Regions from separate parts of the Homo sapiens genome. Here region 2 is linked to region 1. The links are chromatin loops, found by intact Hi-C in ENCODE. Cell type or tissue: prostate gland. All regions are shown on one strand.

Region 1 (2,500 bases):
TCCTCATTTCTGGTAAGATTTACGTATGCACAGGGTCAACATTAAACTATTTTTTAAAGTACTAAACTCTGCACTGCTTCTGACATTTCAAAAACAAATTATGTCATTTCCTTCTTAATCCATTGTAACGGAAGGAATAAAATAGTGAGTTCCAGAAACAAAGATGAATGAATGCGATGAATTTTCTTCTCAGTTTTTGCAATTTGTTTTCTTCCTGCCAGGCACCTGACATTCTTAGGATACAAGTGTCTTAAGTACCAAACAGTGAAGCAGAGAGGCCTCCCTTACATGCCCTTTTGTAGAAACCAGAAATTTTGAGGGTATCTTGCTCAGCATTACAACACATTCCTCTTAGGAAATGAAACTGTGGATGACAATATTTGACTAATGAAAACACATTCCAGAGTTTGAGAGTCACATAATTTCAAGACTCAGATATCAACTTCTATATTGTACAGATGAAGAAAGTAACACTAGAAGACTGTGATTGGCTTCCCTAAAAACTAGTTAGTGGATGAGCCTGGAATAGAACTGTTGTCTCATGACTTTGAATTGAGACTATTTATTTGCAAGAGATGCAGCTCCATTGCTGGCCTCATGTCATCCCTCCTGATTTTCTCTACTGACTGATGTACTTCAATCTGTTCAAGAGTAGGATGGGTCCTGCTAGCTCCACTCTACCCAGCCACTATTACTTCAAGAAGTTGTTTTCAAAAATGGAATATAACCTGATATGAGATGTCAAGGGTGTTTCACCTCTGTGGTATTCTCTCCCAAAACCCATGAAAACTAGGGGTCTTATCATGAGAAAAACAGCTGACAAACTCAGATCTAGAGACATTCAGAATACCTGGCCAGTACTACTCCAACAAACAAAGTCTAAGAAATTATCGCAGATCAGAGCAGGCTGATGAGACAGGACAGCTAAACACAATATAGTAACTGGATTGGATCCTGGAACAGAAAGAAAATGTTAATAAAAAAGTTGGCAAAATCCAAATAGAGTCTGGAGTTTAGTTAATAGTAATATACCAATGTCAGTTTCTTAATTTTGACAAATGTGCCATGGTAATTTAAGGTGTTGTTAATGGGGGAAACTGGGTGTGCAATATATAGAAAATCTATATTATCATTATGGCTTCTATGTGAAGGTAAACTTATTGCAAAATAAGAAGCTTTTAAAATCACTGTACATTAAAATTATCAGAAAACTACTTTTAAAAATACCAATCTCTGGGGCCCAGCCCAGGAGATTCTGACTTAATTGTTTTGGCATGAGGCCCAGGCACAAAGATTTCAAAGCTACCCAGGTGATTTCAGTGTGCAGCCAGGGTTGAAAACTCCTGTTCCGAAGTTCTGTGTCAGGTATGAGAGACTAGAAACCATGGGCCAAACCCAGTCTACAGGTATGTTTTATTTGGACTGCAAAGAGATTTTGGAAATTTTGAAATGGTTGTCAACATTTGAAACTTGGGAGATTTCACATGAAAATTGAAATCTGTGATTCCTTTTAATAGATGGGACAGTTTAACCCATGCTTTCTGCATGGCAACTATGACATAATAAAAAATATATTTAGTCTTTTTCTCAGGTTGCTGACACACAGCTTCTAAAACCCTTGGAATTTCCTGAGTGATAGGGGTATGTTTTGTTATTCAGAACAGACTATTTTTAACCACATCTGAGTTTATGCTAATGAGGTCACTCAGGTAGCTTCAGGATGGGGACTGGTCACCAGAAAGACTAAGACTTGATTAGTGGGTTGGAACTTTCATCCCCACCCTCTCTGACTTCCAAGAACTGGAGAGGGGCCAGAGATTGAGCTCAAACACCAAGGGCTAATGATTTAATTAATCAAACCCAGAGGTTTTACCTAATGAAACCTATATAAAAATCCCTAAACAACAAGGTTCAGGAAATTTTCAGTTTGGTGAAGACACTGATATATGCCAGGAGGGTAGTGAGCCCAGAGAGGCTACAGAAGCTACACACTCCTTCCCTGATGCTTGGCCATATGCATTTCTTTCATTTGAGTTGTATCCTTTATAATAAACTGATAAACATAAAGTGCTTTGAGAGTCATTTTAGTGAGTTACTAAACCTGAATTGGGGAGTTGTGGGTACTCCCACATTTTGTAGTTGCTGGGAAGAAATGTGGGTAGCTTGGTGATATGGTTTTGCTGTGTCCCCAACCAAATCTCATCTTGAATTGTAGCTCCTACAATTCTCATGTGCCATGGGAGGGACCTGGTGGCAGGTAATCGAATCATGGGGGTGGGTTTTTTTTCTGTGCTGTTCTCATGATAGTGAGTAAGTCTGATGAGATCTGATGGTTTTATAAAGGATAGTTCCCCTGCACACACTCTCTTGCCTACTGCCATGTAAGACAAGCCTTTGCTCCCCCTTTGCCTTCCACTATGATTGTGAGGCCTCACCAGCCATGTGGATCTGTGAGTCCATGAAACCTCTTTTTCTTTATAAATTACTCAGTCTCAGGTAT
Region 2 (2,500 bases), 110 kb after region 1:
AATGCACTCGAAAAACATTCTGCTTTACAGGACTAATATGAAATTATCCTAAACGGAGGTTTTCAGAGAAAGAAAATGGCAGGAAATTCATTAATGCTCCCACTCCCTGAATGTGTGTGTGTTTTCCTTTTTCCATGTTAAAATTGTGATTACAGAAATGAGACGAGATCAATATTACCTACAGCTTGACATTCAGAGACAACGACAGAACTAAATATCCATTAACTGTCTCTTTTCTCCGGCCTTTTCTCTAGAAACCTCCCTCAAATCACCCACATTGATAGAGAAATGACATGAAAAATGGCCCACAAACAACGGCGCTTTCCTTGAAGAAAACAACTTTCACGTTTTTCTCCCTTTTTTCCCTGCAGACTGTGTTACGCTCCTTAATTTGTCCCTGCACAAGAAATAAGCATATGGATCCGTGAATGTACCCTTCCTCCTCTGCTGCATTCTGAAAGGAAAGTCAGAAGCTCGTCAAACTTAGAACTTGAAGCTAAGCTAAGACACCCTCGGCAATGCAGGGGAAAAGTAGGAATGAGAACAAAATGAAAAATCCTGAAGAAACCACTCTGGGGGAAGAAGTCAACAAAGAAATTATACCACTATGAGGCTCATGAAGCCCGTGCAGGCCAAAAACCTTGTTCCTAAAAGCTCCCCATGTGTGGCTGCTAATGCACAGGAAATGTGATTAGCTGCCTGAGAAAGGCCTAGAATTACTCCCATTCTGACTAGATTACTGGATAATTAGATTGGTAGCGCTCTTCCCTGACTGTGGCTGTCAGATTAAATCTGGCTGGTTCTCTTTAGATAACTGTCATGCCCCAAAATAACAAACAGAGACTGACACAGCGAGGAGCCTTTTAAAAAGTGTTCCAAGAATCAAAGTGCCTATTTTTTCTTAATAATAAAACATGAACAATGTTCAATGGACTTGAGTTTATTCAAATTGTCATTATATTTGATTAAGAAAATGCTACCAGACAAAGCCTGGCCAGACAGGCTTAATCTCTGATGGTAAATGAACATCGCCAGGCTTGACTAGCCACCTCTGGGATCGACTGAGGGAAAGGCAGACTTGAATTACTCAGAGAATAAGCCAGTGGTTCTGTTTTAATGCTCTGAGTCAGCAGCCTTTTATAGCTCAAATCAAGGTCAACAAGATATGTAGAGCACCTTCTCTGAGCACTAGCTGGAACACGGCGGCTCTTCTTTCTTCCACTCTGAGACAAGAACACATGCGCTTTTCCTGTAAGTGTTGTCTCCCCAGTTATTCTGGAGACCATCCAGAAGAGAATGAGAATAAAGAAACCAACAGAAGAAAGGTACAAAGGGTCCCAGGTTCTTACCAAGTTCCCACAGTCTTGTTCTGCTGTCCCTAGTGACTAAATGTTTGCAGTGACTGGGGCAGTGTTTCCTCAGGTGTTATAGCCTGGCCTCTGGCAAGAGATGGGAAAGGGGATAGAAAGATGAAATGCTTTTTGGTGGTACACATGAAACCATACATTTTTACTTATTTTATTTTTATATGGCAAATATAACTGATTTTCTATTTATAATAGAGATACAAAGTTTCCTTTTTAAGGAAACTAACAACAAAGTGTTCAAAAATAAACATAGATGATCAATTTGTTTTAAGAAAAGGTTAACAGGCAGGTATGGCAAAATGCAAATATAACAAAGGTGGAAAGCTGAGAAACCTGGGTGTAAATAAGAGAAGACAGAGCAAAGCATCAGATCAGATGGTGAATCCCAGCATTTCCACTTAGAATTGCAAACTCTTGGGCTAGTTCATTCACTTCACCCAGGGTCAGAATCCACTCATTGGCAGATCTACGGGTTATAACCTTTCTGATCGCAGAAAGTTGTAAAATATCAGCAGTGAGCCTGCCACAGCGTGCATGTTCAGTAAGTGAAAGCAGTTATTGCTTTTAACAAGTGGAACTGGAGTTCTATGTATCTCTTCATAAAATGCCTAAGAAATGTCAGTTCTCTTTGGGTAGGACTTGCCAAATCTCCTCATTGTTTGGTTCCCTCTTTCTTGGGAGGACAGCTCTAAGAAGAATCCCTTGGCTTCAGATGTTTAATATGCATCTCCAAAGCCCCTAGAAGGACCAGGCAAATTTCACTGTGCCTCTGCTCTTCATGGACACCACTGACTTTAGCATAAGTGTCCTGGTCTTTACATCTCTCACCCTGTGCAGTGTGCCTGTCTTGAGTAGATGCTCAACAAATGTTACCTCAGTGAATATGACAATTAAAGAAGCAGTGCAGTATACATTTTTTAAATTCAAATGTTCATACAGTATACAAGAGAGAAAAAAACAAGTGGCCAAATCTTTTTCAAACTCAATAAAATAAGCTAAAAAATTAAAAGTCATTGCCATTTCTTTTTAAAGTGAATGTATCTATTGTTTAAAAAGTATTTGATATACTACTAAAAGTAATAATTGGCACAAACATTCTGGAAGGCAATTTAGCAGTACATTAAAACGTGTAT

What was found. Hi-C counts contacts between places; a loop is a spot of excess contacts. Peaks named below come from ENCODE experiments on the same cell type or tissue, not always from the same donor. Only the 100,000 strongest peaks of a DNase experiment are listed, where the experiment ranks them.
Region 2: it touches region 1 in a loop (3-fold over the local background); 9 of 110 quality-filtered maps call a loop at or near these places.

Annotation. Positions count from the first base shown.
Region 1 is chr3:29,756,353-29,758,852 of GRCh38, reverse strand. The region is part of intron 5 of RBMS3 (RNA binding motif single stranded interacting protein 3); the gene reads right to left. Among named protein-coding and RNA genes, the nearest start is that of RBMS3-AS2, 110 kb to the right of the region's middle. In prostate gland, no CTCF peak of the experiment used is centred here; a DNase peak (open chromatin) is centred at 1,282; H3K27ac peaks cover 1,523 bases.
Region 2 is chr3:29,641,484-29,643,983 of GRCh38, reverse strand. All of the region lies in intron 4 of RBMS3 (RNA binding motif single stranded interacting protein 3), which reads right to left. RBMS3-AS2 (RBMS3 antisense RNA 2) reads left to right here and starts at 1,168. Exons shown (of 3, transcript NR_174948.1): 1 at 1,168-1,325. In prostate gland, a CTCF peak has its summit at 1,353; a DNase peak (open chromatin) is centred at 1,093; H3K27ac peaks cover 1,814 bases.